2 separate regions of the Homo sapiens genome follow, and region 2 is linked to region 1. Evidence: chromatin loops called from intact Hi-C (ENCODE). Cell type or tissue: mammary epithelial cell. All regions are shown on one strand.

Region 1 (8,000 bases):
TCTGCCTCCCAGGTTCAAGCAATTCTCCTGCCTCAGCCTCCCGAGTAGCTAGGATATAGGCATAAGCCACCATGCCCAGCTAATTTTATATTTTTAGTAGAGACGGGGTTTCTTCATGTTGGTCAGGCTGGTCTCGAACTTCCAACCTCAGGTCATCCACCTGTCTCAGCCTCCCAAAGCGCTGGGATTATAGGTGCGAGTCACTGCCACTGGCCCAGATATTTATTTTTCATAGCTCTGGAGGCTGAGAGCTCTAAGATCAAAGCCAGCAGATTTGGTGTCTGGTGAGGGCTCCATCTTTGCTTCCAAGATAGGTGCTCTTGTGTGTCCTCACATGGCATAAAAGTGAAAGGGGAAAAGGGACTAAGGCATTCCCTTTGATCTCTTTTTTATTGTTGTTGAGACAGGGTCTCACTCTGTTGCCCAGGTTGGAGTACAGCAACACAATCACAATTCACTACAGCCTCAACCTCCTGGGTTCAGCTGATCCTCCCACCTCAGCCTCCTGAGTAGCTGGGACTATAGGCATGTGCCGCCACTCTCAGCTAACTTTTGTTTGTTTGTTTGTTTTGTTTTGTTTTGAGACAGAGCCTCCCTTTGTTGCTCAGGCTGGAGTGCAATGGCATGATCTCCGCTCACTACAACCTCTGTCTCCTGGGTTCAAGCGATCCTCCTGTGTCAGCCTCCCGAGTAGCTAGGATTACAGGCATGTGCCACCACCCCTGGCTAATTTTTGTATTATTAGTGGAGACAGGGTTTCACCCTGTTGGCCAGGCTGGTCTCGAACTCCTGACGTCCAGTGATCCACCTGCCTTAGCCTCCCAAAGTGCTGGGATTACAGGCATGAGCCACCGTGCCCGGCTGTCACCTAACTTTTTGTAATTTTTGTAGAGACAGGGTTTCACCATGTTGCCCAGACTGGCCTCAAACTCCTGGGCTCAAGCAATCTGCCTGCTTCGGCCTCCCAAAATGCTGGGATTACAGGTGTGAGCCACCAGGCCTGGCCTTGACCTCTTTTATAAGAACAATAGTCTCCCTTATTGGGATGGAGTGCTTATAACTTCATCACTTCCTCAAAGGTACCACTTCTTAATACACTGGGTATTCACTTTCAACATATTCAGTTTCAACATATGAATTTTGGAGGGACACACACATTCAGATCATAGCAAGTATTCAGTCCTCATTCCCACCTACCCAGCCTTTGGCAACCACTAATCTTCTTCCTATCTCTACAGAATTGCCAATTCTGGACATCTCATATACATAGAACCATACAATACCTGGTCTTTTGTGTCTGGCTTCACTTACAATGTTTTCAAGATTCATCCCTGGTATAGCATGCATCAGTACTTCATTCATTTTTATGGCTATTCTGCAGTGATTAGGTCTATGCAAACCTGCCTCCAAAGGCCAAGGGAGTTGAGAGGCCAGAGAAAGAGGCTGGCAATCCAGCTTCTCAGAAGTAAACATTTAATAGGGATATAGGAATGGAAGCCATGTTCCTGGTGGTACGAGACAGTGAATCCCCACACCATTACCCCCCAGGCCCAGGGCTTATATACCATAGGGAAAAGATATCCATGCCTCAAAAGGAATTTGCCTAAGAGCAGGATTTACAGTAAGTAGTAAAGTAGAAATCTTAGAGGCATTCCCCAAATGGGTTTATCAGAAGTCAAAATGGCAGATTAGCATCCAAGATGGAGTTAGTTGCTTTAGCCTCTGCAATAGAGAAAAGATAGATTGTTGCCTGGAAACACATTTGGTTTATTCATTCATCTGTTGATTCCACATTTTAGCTACCTATTATATGACTATAAACATTCATTGCAAGAGTTTGTGTGAACGTAGGTTTTTTATTCTCTCAGGTACCTAGGGGTAGAATTGCTGGGCTCATAACTCGATGTTTAACCATTTGAGGAGCTGCCAAGCTGTTTTCCACACAGCTGCACCATTTCCCATTCCCAAAAGCAATGTATGAGGGCTCCAATCTCTCTATATCCCTACCCGCAGTTGACAATGTCCTTTTTCTTTTTTTTTTTTTTTTTAATTATAGCCATCCTAAGGGTATGAATCGCATTGTGGTGAAGTAGTAAGTAGTATTGCATTGTGGTGAAATCTGTCTTGTAACTAGGAAAATAGGCATTCTTTTGCCTTTGCTGTTTGTGATAAACCATGGAGGTTCTCTATGTTAGGCCAGCATAAGACAGTTTGTGGTTCTGCTTCTTCTGTTCTCACCACTGGGCCCTGGCCTGGAGACCTCCTCCTCACCGAGGACACTGTCAGAGGGACTCAGGTGGATTGGGTTCAATCCTGGTTCTGCCAATTGTTAGCGAGGATGAACTTATTAAAGGGCAAGTTATTAAAGTTTCCTAAGCCTCATCTCTAAAATGGGAATAATTTAAGTGACTGCTAATTTATTTCAAGGACTCTAAGATATACCCTTTTCACATCTTAACATCTCTGAAATAGAGATGTGTTTTAAGGTGTTTGTGGGGCTGGCAGGAGTTGTGAATGTAGTCATTCTCACCTGGACATACACATTAGAACTCGCAGATGGGATGTCAGCTGCCAGATAGAGAACCCCAGAGACAAGAGTGGAGCCTCTTTGAGGCAATGCCACCGTACCAACACTCTTGCCACAAAGGACAGCACTGTGGGTAAAACTCGGATCTCAAGGACTGGGCCATGGTGATCCCAAGAGTGGGCCCTAGATCAGAGGAAGTTTGGGGAGTATCTTCACCTGTTCATTTCACTTGTATTTTCCCTATTATCTATGCACAAGAGTGGTATGCAGTAACCATCTCTGTTGAAGGAAATCTAAAAGAGCTCTTTCAGAACTGTAAAATAAAAATTCTAAGGGCTAAGAAATACTTTGTGTCAATTAATTGACTTTATTTTCCTTTTTTAACAGTATATAAAATAATGATGTGTGTGACAATCAGTGATGAAATAAAGGTACCTACTTCCCACATTGGAAGGCTATTGAGAGGCCTTGGCAGGGGGCGGATAGTGTGCGTGGAACACTGAACACAGGGCCTGGCAGAGAGTAGTCCTGTTATAAATGTTGCTGGTTAAGAAGATTATTCACAATAACGTGCCTATTTGTAATATTATTGTAGCAGGACGAACCACTGACAAAACCCCTCAGACACTGGGTGAAGGAAGGATTTGGCTTTATTTGGCCGGGAGCCTCGGCAGACTCACGTCTCAACAGCCGGGAGCTTCGGCAGACTCATGTCTCAAGAACCGAGCTCGCCAAAGCCAGAGTTCCTGGCCCTTTTAAGGGCTTACAACTCTAAGGGGTTCCACATGAAACGGTTGTGATAGATTAAGAGCAGATGTGGTTAGAGTGGGGGGTTAACCTTTTAACCTCAGGCCTGGTCATCAGTGGCACTGGCTGGCCTTGCCACTGACTTCATTCCTGTTGTTTTTCAACTTTTTACTTCCTCCTTCTCTTCAGAGACAGGAGACAGTAAGAGAAATGGCCTCGCTCCTCATTTCCCCCTTTGAGAACCTCATTCACTAGTGAGAGTTCTCACTGTCATGTTCACAACCCAGGTCTTCCTGCCAGTCCAGTTCCATCGATTCCTAGAGTTACATACTCTCCTGTTTTCCAACGGAGATCAAGTAGTTCTAACGGGTTATAGCACACATCAGGTTGGTCACTTCCTGGGATGCATTCCTTGTACTGGGTGGCATTATACACACAAGTCCCTTTTAGAGTCCAGTACATTCATAATAACTATAAAACAGAAAGACTGTTTTAACTTTTTGCCCTACTCAGTAACTTGAACAGTCCTCAGTCTGAGGAAGGTCAGTTGAAGTCCTTACTGCACAAGTCCGAAATTTAAGGAAAATGAGTCCCACGATGAGTTTCCTCATGCTTTGGCCATGCGTGGACCCGTCAGCTTCCGGGTGTGATTGGGGCAGGGCTTGTCATCTTCTTCAAAGTCACCTTGCATGGGTTGTCTGGGCTTGGTTTCCCCTCCCAGGTCTCAGGTGCTGCGGGCTTTATGTGACTGTGGTGGATCCAGGCTGGGATTTCCTCTACTTTTATGGCTGTGGGGGTGGTCAAGACAACGGTCTGGGGTCCTTTCCACTGTGGCCGCAACGGGGCTATGTTCCAATCCTTGATCCACACCCAATCACCTTTGCTGTCTTCTGTACCGAGTCAGCCACAAATGCCAGCCCGTTGTCCAAGCTGATTCGTAAGGGCAGCCCAAACTTAGGGATGAGATCTCAGAGAAGCACACGGGTTACTTCACGAGCTTTCTCAGTCCGTGTTGGATAGGCCTCTACCCACCCAGAGTATGTACACACTAGAACTAGCAATTTCTTGTTACCTCCACATTTGGGCATCTCAGTAAAGTCTACTTGGAAATCTTCAAAGGGAGCTGCTCCAGAAGCTCGTATGCCGGGTGGGATGGTTGGACCTTGCTCAGCACTGCGCTGCCGGCAGGCAACACACTGCTGCACCACTATTTCTGGCAAGGGCTGACAGATGCGAGATGTAGAAGTACTGGCCCAACAACTTTTCAAGTGATCTTGACCTAGGTGGGTGGTCTCCTGCACAGCCAGTACGACTGCGGCTCCTCGCAGTTATGGCATGGCTATTCTTCCATCCAACAACTGGATCCATCCCTCTTCTATCACCTGCCCTCCCTCTGCCTGGAGAAGGTCCTTCTCTTCTTTAGATTAAGTAAGTACAAGGTCAGGTACCTGAGGGAGCAGGGGGACTGTGACTGATGCCCGGTAGGGGGTGGATGCTGATTTTCGAGCCTCTGAGTCAGCTCAGGAGTTGCCCAATGCAATCAAGGTGGAAGTTCACTGGTGTTCTTTGCAGTGCATGACTGCCACCTTTTGGAGCTTCCATACTGCCTCAATAACTGCAGGATCTCTTGCTGATATATGTCTTTTCCCCCAGAGTTCAACAGGACTTTTCCTTTATATAAAGCCCCATGCACTTGGAGGGTTAAGAAGGCATACCGAGAGCCAGTATAAATATTTACAGTCTTACCTTCACTTAGCTCTAAGGCCCAAATTAAAGCAATGAGTTCGGCCTTCTGGGCTGAAGTACCCTGGGGCAATGATTTGGCTTCAATGACAGCGTCCAGGGTTACCACTGCATATCACGCACACCTCTCTCCTTGTGGGTTGACAAAGCTGCTCCTGTCCACATACAGCTCCCAGTCTACTGATGCCCAAGTATGGTCTTGGAGGTCCAGCCTGCTAGAATAAACTGTGTCCAATACCTCTACACAGTTCTGTTCAACTGGGCTCTCTGGTACCGGGAGTAAGGTGGCGGGGTTCAAGGTGTTGCAAACTTCAATAGTTATGCAGGGCTTTTCACAGAGTAAGTTTTGGTACCTAGTTAGTCTAGCATTCATGAGCCAATGATGCCCTTTGGTATTCATTAAAGTCACCACAGCATGGGAGGCCTTTATGTTCAGGTTTTGCCCAAGAGTTAGTTTATCCACTTCTTGTGCTAGCAGGGCAGTTGCTGCCAAGGCCCTCAAACACGGGGGCCAATCTTTAAAAACTCCATCTAGTTGTTTGGAGAGGTAGGCTACCAGTCTTGGCCAGGGCCCCACCGTCTGGGTTAAAATTCCAACTGCCATTTTTTCTCTCTCTGACACATATAGTGTAAATGGCTTTGTCAGGTCAGGCAGCCCCAGGGCTGGGGCTGAAATGAGTTTCTCTTTTAACTCATGAAAAGCTCGTTGCTGTTGGGACTCCCATTCAAAAGACTCTTTGTTATCCCCCTTTGTGACTTCATACAGAGGCTTGGCCAGTACTGCAAAGTTTGGGATCCATAACCTGCAGAACCCCACAGCTCCTAAGAATTCTCTCAACTGCTTTCTGGTCTCAGGCTCCGGTAGGTTGCAAATGACCTGCTTTCTTTTTGATCCCAGGCTGCACTCTCCCTGTCGGATAGTAAATCCCAAGTAACATACCTGCTGTTGGCAGATCTGAGCTTTCTTCTTGGACACCTTATACCCACAGTCCTCCAGGTGCTGGAGCACGGTATCCATTCCCTTGGTGCGCCCGACTGCTGTGGGGTGTCCCAGCAGGAGGTCATCAATGTACTGGAGCAACACGCAACCTAGGTCTCTAGCGGGGAACTTTTGGAAGTCTCGAGCCAATGCCTCCCTGAAGATGGTGGGGGAGTTCTTGAACCCTTGGGGAAGCTGGGTTCAAGTGTACTGAGTGGTGACACCTGACCACAGATCCTCCCACTGAAAGGCAAACAGTTTCTGGCGCTCAGGGTCTAGTCTCATGCTAAAGAAAGTGTCCTTCAGGTCCAGGCAGGTGAACCAGCTGTCCTCAGCTGGCAGTAACCCCAACAATGTGTATGGGTTAGGTACCATTGGGTGCAAAGTCACTGTAGCTTGACTGACCAAGCACAAGTCCTGCACTGGCCTGTAGTCCTTGGTCCCTGACTTGGGAACAGGCAGGAGGGGAGTGTTCCATGGAGACTGACAAGGAACTATAATTCCAAAGGCCCTCAGGCACTTGAGATGGACCTGGATACCTTCAAGAACTTCTCTGGGGACCGGGTACTGATTTTGCCTGACTGGCTGGGCCCCAGGCTTAAATTCTATGAGTATGGGGGCCTGGTTGATTGCCAACCCTGGAGGGTTGTCTTCTGCCCACATCCTTGGCCACCGCTTAGCCAGAGCTATTCCTATCCCTTGGCCTGGCTCAGTTAATAATAAGAGTTTCCATGAGGTTCCAAGATGGCCCAATAGGAACAGCTCCAGTCTATAGCTCCCAGCATGAGGGACAGAGAAGACAGGTGATTTCTGCATTTCTAACTGAGGTACCAGGTTCATCTCACTGGAGTTTGTCAGACAGTGGGTGCAGGACAGTGGGCACAGCCCACGGAGCGTGAGCCAAAGCAGGGCGAGGCATCGCCTCACCCAGGAAGCACAAGAGGTCAGGGAATTCCCTTTCCTAGCCAAGGGAAGCTGTGACAGACGGCACCTGGAAAATCGGTCACTCCTACCCTAATACTGTGCTTTTCCAATGGTCTTAGCAAACGGCACACCAGGAGATTATATCCTGCACCTGGCTCAGAGGGTCCCACGCCCATGGACCCTCACTCATTGCTAGCACAGCAGTCTGAGATCGAACTGCAAGGCAGCAGCGAGGCTGGGAGAGGGGCGCCCACCATTGCTGAGGCTTGAGTAGGTAAACAAAGCAGCCAGGAAGCTTGAACTGGGTGGATCCCACTGCAGCTCAAGGAGGCCTGTCTGCCTCTGTAGACCCCACCTCTGGGGGCAGGGCATAGCTGAACAAAAGGCAGCAGAAATTTCTGCAGCCTTAAACGTCCTTGTCTGACAGCTTTGAAGAGAGTAGTCTTCAAAGACTCCCAGCACGGACTCTGAGATGTGAGAACGGACAGACTGCCGCCTTGAGTGGGTCCCTGACTCCTGAGTAGCCTAACTGGGAGACACCTCCCAGTAGGGGCCAACTGACACCTCATATGGCCGGGTGTCCCTCTGAGATGAAGCTTCCAGAGGAACAGTCAGACAGCAACATTTGCTGTTCTGCAATATTTGCTGTTCTACAGCCTCCGCTGGTGATACCCAGGCAAACAGGGTCTGGAGTGGACCTCCAGCAAACTTCAACAGACCTGCAGCTGAGGGTCCTGACTGTTAGAAGGAAAACTAACAAACAGAAAGGACATCCACACCAAAACCCCATCTGTACATCACCATCAAAGACCAAAGGTAGATAAAACCACAAAGATGGGGAGAAACCAGAGCAGAATAGCTGAAAATTCTAAAAACCAGAGCACCTCTCCTCCTCCAAAGGAACACATCTCCTCACCAGCAACAGAACAAAGCTGGATGGAGAAGGACTTTGACGAGTTGACAGAAGGCTTCAGAGTATTGGTAATAAACTTCTCTGAGCTAGAGGAGGATGTCGGAACCCATCACAAAGAAGCTAAAAACCTTGAAAAAAGATTAGATGAATGGCTAACTAGAATAAAC
Region 2 (8,000 bases), 1.2 Mb before region 1:
AGTGATTCAATCAAAAATATACTTTTTAGTTGACAATATTGCAGGAAACTACTAACTTGAAAAGACTAGGATAGTTAGCCTTTAGATGGTTAGGATTTCAAAGGCGGGTTGTTGAGAGGTACCTTATAATCTTTCTTTGATGTTGATGCAACTTCCCTCTTTTCCCCTTCTTTCTCTCCTCAAGTATTGTAGGACATGTATTTATTGTTTAAATGAAAAAAATGATAAAAATAATTATTGAGTATTTTACTCTGAATAAAGTGGATGACACTCTTGGTGACAAAGTCACAATTTAGGAGCCTTTTCAAGCAGGAAATAATTTTATTTTATTACCATTCATCAATATATACTGAAAATGTATCAAAGCACAAAATCTTGGGGACTCAATTCCATGTACTGATAAAGCATAGTTGTACCAAATAATTTGTACCAGAATTTCTTCATCTTTAAGAGTAGGAAGCATAAAAAAGGAAATGAAATGGAATTCTGACTTTGGTTCATATTTGTTTAAAAAACAATTGAAATGTAGCAGGTATGTATAAGTTAACATTGTTGGAGAGGAAAATGTGGCCTTTTTGAGATCAACAACAAATAGATTTTTCACATTTAGCCTATGAAACCTAAAGATAAGAAAAGGCAGGAAAAACACTGATTAGACTGAGAAGGGTTCAACTTCTGTCTGGTCAAAGTTTGCAGGCCAAGTTCTAAAAGAGAGTGAAATAGGGAGGAAATAGTTCAGTCAAAAATAAGAAACAAAAACACAGACAAATACAGGAACAATATTTTCAGAAACATTGACCAACAGAGTTGTGAATTCAAACTTACTAAATGAAAGTGTGAAGTATTTGGCATTATCTTATTTCTCTTACTTGTCTTATTTCCCTTATTTTCATTGATATGAATGTGGGAATGAGAAACCAAGGAACAACAGAAGAGAAATATGAAATGAATGAGGAATAGATAAAACAAAAAATTAAAACATTTATTTTCTCATTTCTTTGTCTCCTATGCTTTATTTACAGATTTTAGTATTTCCTTCCAAGACTACATATGCTTCATATATATAATTCAATAGATATCCTTTTTTTACTTTGTTATATTGATGAAGAGACTTATTTAGAAGATTTAAGATTAGAGTTGCTAGATCAAATCCTGCCATGCAGGACAACCAGTTAAATTTGAATTTCAGGTAAGCAATGAATACTTTTTTTAGCATAAATATGTCCCATATATTGCATGGGACACAGTTAAACTAAAAATTATTCATTGTTTACCTGAAATTCAAATTTAACTGTCTGTCTTGTATTTTTATTTGCTAAATCTGGTAGCCCTACTAGGAAAGAACCACTAGTCTTAAGAGAGGTGGATCTCCTTGGGCTCTTTTGGTTTATCAATATCTCCTACTTAAATTTTTTTAATAGATAAAAGTATACTTATCATGAGTGTATAGTTCATTGAACTTTCACAAATTGAACACACCCATGTAACCAGCACCCAGGTCAAAACCCAAAATGTTATCCACCCCCTAGAAGCCTCCCTTGTACCCTCTTCCAGCAACATGGTTTCCCAGAGCTTGACCTTTCCACTAAGGGTAATCATTATCCTGACTTCTAAAAGTATAAACTAGTTTTGCTTATTTCACAACTATTTTTATCTAGTGTCAGTGGCCTCATCCTTGTATTCTAAAAGAATATCCACTCACTTGATAGAAACAAAGACCCCCTGGCACCAGGTTAACTGACCATTTGATTTGGAGATGGTTGAGGTTGGGGGACAGCTCTTCCATCTCCATGTATTAAGGGAATTCTCTAGGAAGTGGTATTTATCTAGAACCCCACAGTGGGTAGCAGGTGGGTAGAACCTTCCGGTGGACCTAAGAGATAATAAAGGCAGAAATCTAGAAGTTGTGGGTCTTCCAGAATGTGGTCAGGTTATAAATTTTGGCTAGGAGGGGCTGAGAACCAAGCAGGTGGTTTGGTTGATGACACCTGAGAGACTGTAAGAACTAGGCATTTGACACACTCCCGCATGCACATCTTCATGGAAGTGATCCGATCCGTTGCTAATACCCCAGCAAGTTTCTTCTTGGCAGTGTTGGTCTGCAATGGCACAGCTTTGTTGTATAAAGTTGTTCCATGAAGCCATGAAATTTTTCTGTCATTCCCTCAGTTTGTAGACAGATAACTACGCCCGTTCTACAAGAATGCATCATTATCATTACCATAACTAAGGACAGAAACCAGAAGGGGTCCCTTCCCCTTCTCTCCAGTAGTATTGAGGGGGAAGACCACAGGAATAGAGCTCCAAGAGAAGGCAGAGCAGGACCTTCACCTCCACCAGCCTGGAAAATGAGGCTCCAGGGACCCACTACAGTTCACTGAGTACACACCAATGCTTCCTTGGAGCAGAGCCCACGTGGCTGAGACACCCATGGTAGCAATTGGGTAATTGGGTAAAGAGTCAGAGTATATGACCTGGGTGGTTAAGAATCCTTTTCTGACCAGAATCTTAGGTTAGGAATCCAGGTGATTCAGTTTGGCAAGGACCACCAAATATTTAACTGGCTGATGCCAGAAAGTCTGAATGGTTTCTCAGTAGCAGCCTTCCAGGCAAAAGTGAGATATCAAAATATTTGCCTCTCCACCAAGCTCAAAACAAAGAAGGTAAAACATAGTTCTTCCATCCCCATCACTGCATTCCTCCCCTACCTGGTACATAGTCTGTCCTGTTACAGAAGAGGGTATTTGTTGCAGTATTATTTATAATACCAAAAAAGCAGAACACTCTATTCAAGAATGGGACTTTGACTAAATAAATTACGCCACAACCAAACAATGTAATCCTATTCAGTCTTAAAATGATGTTGTAGAAGAAAATGTAGTAGTAGTTATAGTAGCTGTAGTAGTAGTAGTAGTTATAGTAGTTGTAGTAGTGTGGGCCCCATAAAGCCCACACTACCTGCCAGCATTGTTCTAAGTACTTGGCAAATGTTGACTCACTTAAATATTTACAACATTTTGTGAAGTAGGAGCCATTATTATCCCCATTTTACAGATGAGGAATTTGCAGAAATTATTTCAGTTAAAGGACACGCCCAAGGGTCACACGGTAAGTGATGAGCCAAGATTCAAATTCAGATAGATCCAGAGTCCACTCTATGAACTGTTGCATAATGACAAATGAAATGTTAATCATTTATAATTATAGGAAAAAGCAGGCTAAAAAACAGTTTGAAAAGTGTGATTCCAATTCCGTATCAAGCACTAAAAAATCGTATGATCATACACACAAAGAAAATTTGTTGTGTTGCCTGCCATGGTGTTAATAGTATTACCTCTGAGAAGTTGCATTTAAGTGATTCTTATTTCCTTTTTAATAATTTTCTATAATGTCTATATTTTCTATAATAAATCTTTATGATTTCTTCTTTTGAAACAGAGTCTCACTCTGTCACCCAGGCTGGAGTGCAGTGGCGTGATCTTGGCTCACTGCACCCTAGACTTCCTGGGCTGAGGTGATTCTCCCACCTCAGCCTCTGGAGTAGCTGGGACTACAGGGGTGTACCACCATGCCAGGCTAATTTTTGTATTTCTTGTAGAGATGGGGTTTTGCCATGTTGCCCAGGCTGGTCTTGAACTCCTGAGTTCAAAAGTGATCCTCCTACCTTGGCCTCCCAAAGTGCTGGGACTACAGGTATGAGTCACCATGCCCAGCCTATGACTTTTTTTTTTTAAGATAGAGTCTCGCTCTGTCGCCTGTTGCCCAGGCTGGAGTGCAGTGGCGTGATCTCGGCTCACTGCAACCTCCACTTCCTGGGTTCAAGTGATTCTCGTGCCTCAGCCTCCTGAGTAGCTGGGATTATGGATGTGCAGCACCATGCCTGGCTAATTTTTGTATTTTTATTAGAGACGGGGTTTCACCATGTTGGCCAGGCTGGTCTCAAACTCCTGACCTCAGGTGATCTGCCACCTTGGCCTCCCAAAGTGCTCGACTTTTTTAATGAGGAAAAAATTCTAAGACAAAATGATTTCTTGAGGTGAAATCAGCTCAACAATTGTGACCTTTATGCAAGGTCTTCTGGTATGAAGACATGGAGAGAAGTCACATCCTATGGAAAGCTTTCAAAGGACATTCCCAGATCACATCATGCCAACTGATTTGCCTCAGAGGAAAATGAACTTCAAACTCATTAATGCGTAAACTCAGTGCCTGGGAGGCAAGCTATGTTGAGCACCAAGCAGATGTTAGAATGTTGAAGCTGGCAGGGACCTGGAGCCTCTAGAATCTAATCCCTCTGTTGGCACAGACTGAGGCTGGAGGGGATGCCTATGGAAAGTCAAGTCAGGTAACAGGGAGGCACTTACAGAAAATGGCATTTGCCCTAGGAAGCAGAAGTAAGCAGGAAATTTCACAAGTCATTTAAAATTTAGTCACAGAATTTCCTGGCTAGCAAGAGAACACCTGAGATGACTTTTATCTTCTCGTGGCCACAGAAGTTTACTCAGAAAAAGAGGGAGGGGGGAATAAAGCTTTGTGAATGTATTGCAGTAAAGATTTATGCTTGGGAGAGTTCAAAATTAGCTGTGATGGAGAAGAATCCTGTTGCAGACAATGACATGGACATGTAGCCATCTTTTCCCAGACTACACCCTCTGACAGGATGCAGTTATACTCAGTATCTCCCTGGAAAATGACCCAGAGTTCCTGGACTTCCAGCCCAGTCTGGATTTCCTGAGGGAAGCTATTACTTAGTCAGGCCCCACCCTTCCAAGACATCACAGTGACTCATCTGAGCAAACTGGAGAGGGCTGGCAATCTCCAAGCAACACGGTTTCCCAGAGCTTGACCCTTCCAACAGCTACTCCCACAAACAGGGCCAATTAGCGAGTCCTGCTGATGAAGGAACACTCTCAGCAGCTCCCCTTCCCAGCTGGTTAGCAGCCACTGTCTTTCACCCATCCATGGTTGTAGGTCTCTCTCTGGCTCACTGATAATGTACTACCTCTAGAGGGCAGTTCAAAGCAGGATTCTCACTGAGTTCTGTAATGGTAGTACTTCACAGATTGTAATGAAATTATTCAAAATGTCCTCGTGAAAGAAACCCATGTTCTTTCATATAATGTCACAATTTTAGCTGTCCACTCAAGCAATTTGCAGGACCGAATCTGGATGCAAGTATTTAACTAAAAAGAACTATGTGATAACAGATGCTAGACTTACAAAGAAGGAACTGAGAGGATTCAGAGGGACGGTTGTTCCCACTAAGGTGGTGTATAAAGCAGTTTTTGAGGCGCTGGCCTTTGAGCTGGGCCTTATTAAAGATGAGCTGATTTTGACAGGGAGATATGTTAAGGGAGGCAGAGGAAGAGGGATACCCAGACAGAGGGAGAAGTCTAAAAAAAAGTTTGGAGCTATAAAAGAATGAGTCATGGCATAACAAAGCGAGAAGTCTCGTTTTCTAACATAGAGGTATCCCATAGCCAGGGCAAACTGGGAAAAGAAATATTGAATCTAAGACACCATGATTGCCATCGATTGTAACATGCACTCTGATTTCAGAGGTGTTTCAAAGGTCTTTTAAAAAAATGTGTCTTAGAATTGACAAAACACAGTTAACTGGGATAGTATTATACAAGGTCTCAAAAACCAGCTAAGAGGGTAGATGGTGAGAAATGAGGAGCTTCTGAAGGCTTTTGAGCAGGGGTGTGAGGTTATGTTTTATGAAGATTGCTCATTGCTGTGGGTAAGGCCAAGGTAGAATATGCTTTGGGCTGGGCCTGGTGGCTCACGCTTGTAATCCTAGCATGGTGAGAGGCTGAGGCAGATGGATGTGTTGAGCCCAGGAGTTTGACACCCGCCTGGGCAACCTGACCAAACCTCATACAAAAAATGCAAAAATTAGCCAGGCATGGTGGTGCACACCTGTAGTCCCAGCTACTTGAGAGGCTGAAGTGGGAGGATCACCTGAGCCTGGGGAGGTCAAGGCTGCAGTGAGCCACGATCGTGCCACTGTACTGCAGCCTGGGTGACAGAGTGAGACCCTGTCTCAAAAAAAAAAAAAAAAAAAAACAAAAAGAAAAAAAGAAAAAAATGCTGTGCTAGAGCTACTTAATTAGTACAGGCTCCAGGGAACTAGAGAAGTGGTAGTGGGAATGGAAAAGGTCAGATACAAGACTTTTCCAAGGAAAAATCAAGTGAGTCAACTGCACAGACATGGTGAGTGAGAGAGGAGTCAAAAATCAATTACAGATGGATAACGAAGACAAATGTGGTATGCCTGTCATTGTAATTTATGTTCCCTACTCATTATGCTTTCGTGCTGAACATTTTTTCCTTTACTGATTTTTTTCTAAATGGTAAAATTTTGTTATTCTTTTTCTCTCGCATACAGTGTTTAAAAGTTTTGATACCCAGCATGGTACTCACATAAAAACAGACACACAAACCAAAGGAACAGAATAGAGAACCCTGACATAAATCCATGTATTTACAGCCAACTCATTTCAACGCAGACACCAAGCACATACAATGGGGAAAGAACAGGCTCTTCAATAAAAGGCACTGAAAAAACTGGATAACCATACGCAGAAGATTGAAACTAGACCTCTATCTCTCACTATATGCAAAAATCAAATAAAATGGATTGATGACTTAAATTTAAGACTTGAAACTATGAAACTACTAGAAGAAAACATTGGGGAAATACTCCAGGACATTGGTCTTGGCAAAGAATTTTTGGTGTAAGACTTCAAAATCACAGGCAACCAAAACAAAAGACAAATGAGATTACATCAACCTTCTGCACAGCAAAGGAGGCAACAAGGTAGAGACAATCCACAGAATAGAAGAAAATATTTGCAAACTGCTCATCTGACAAAGGATTAATAACCAGGATATATAAGGAGCTCAAACAACTCAATAGCAAAACAACAAATAATACAATTTAAAAATGGGCAAAAGATCTGAATAGACATTTTTCAAAAGAAGACATATAAATGACCAATAAGAATATAAAAAAAAATGCTCAACATTGCTAGTCATCAGAGAAATGCAAATCAAAATCACAAAGAGATCTCTCACCCCAATTAAAACTGGCTTTTGTCAAAAAGGCAATAACAGATGCTGACAAGGATGTGAAGAAAGGAGAACCTTCATACACCGTTGGTGGGAATGTAAATTAGTACAACCACTATGGAAAACTGTATAGAAGTTCCTCAAAAAACTAAAAATAGAGCTATCATATGTTCAGCAATTTTTCTAGTTATATATAGCCAAAAGAAATGAAATCAGCATATCAAAGACACTTCTGTACTTCCAAGTTTATTGCAGCACTATTCATAATAGCCAAAATATGGAACCAACCTAAGTGCCCATTAATGGATGAATGGATAAAGAAAATGTGTTATATATATACAACAGGACATTATTCAGCCATAAGAAAGAATGAAATCCTGTCACATGCAGCAACATGGATGGAACTGGAGGTCATTATATTAAGTGAAACAAGCCAAGCACAGAAAGACAAATATCACATGTTCTCACTCATATGTAGGAGCTTAAAAAGTGACTATCATGAAATAGAGAACAGATTGGTGGTTACCACAGGCACCAGAAAGGGTGGGGTGAGGGGGATGAAGAGAGGTTGACTAATGGGTACAAATATACAGTTCGATAGAAGAAATAAAACCTAGTGTTTCATAGATAAATAGGATGATCATAGTTTACAATATCTATTGTATATTTCAAAATAATTAGACGAGAATAATTCAATTGTTCCTAGCATAAAGAAAAGACGATTTTTTTTTCTTGAGATGGAGTTTCGCTCTTGTTGCCCAGGCTGGAGTGCAATGGCACGATCTCTGCTCCCTGCAACCTCCGCCTCCTAGGTTCAAGCGATTCTCCTGCCTCAGCCTCCCGAGTAGCTGGGATTATAGACGCATGCCACCACACCCGGCTAATTTTTGTATTTTTGGTAGAGATGGGGTTTCACCATGTTGGCC

Evidence for each region. Peaks named below come from ENCODE experiments on the same cell type or tissue, not always from the same donor. Only the 100,000 strongest peaks of a DNase experiment are listed, where the experiment ranks them.
Region 2: a loop joins it to region 1, with 9 times the contacts of the local background. A loop is called at or near these places in 2 of 110 quality-filtered maps.

What each region holds. Positions count from the first base shown.
Region 1 is chr2:64,884,295-64,892,294 of GRCh38, forward strand. No RefSeq gene overlaps it. Among named protein-coding and RNA genes, the nearest start is that of LINC01800, 25 kb to the left of the region's middle. In mammary epithelial cell, a CTCF peak has its summit at 4,849 (motif pointing left); a DNase peak (open chromatin) is centred at 4,807; H3K27me3 peaks cover 120 bases.
Region 2 is chr2:63,694,235-63,702,234 of GRCh38, forward strand. It overlaps a transcript of WDPCP not described here. Among named protein-coding and RNA genes, the nearest start is that of MDH1, 110 kb to the left of the region's middle. In mammary epithelial cell, a CTCF peak has its summit at 4,991 (motif pointing right); DNase peaks (open chromatin) are centred at 2,537 and 4,807; H3K27ac peaks cover 1,653 bases.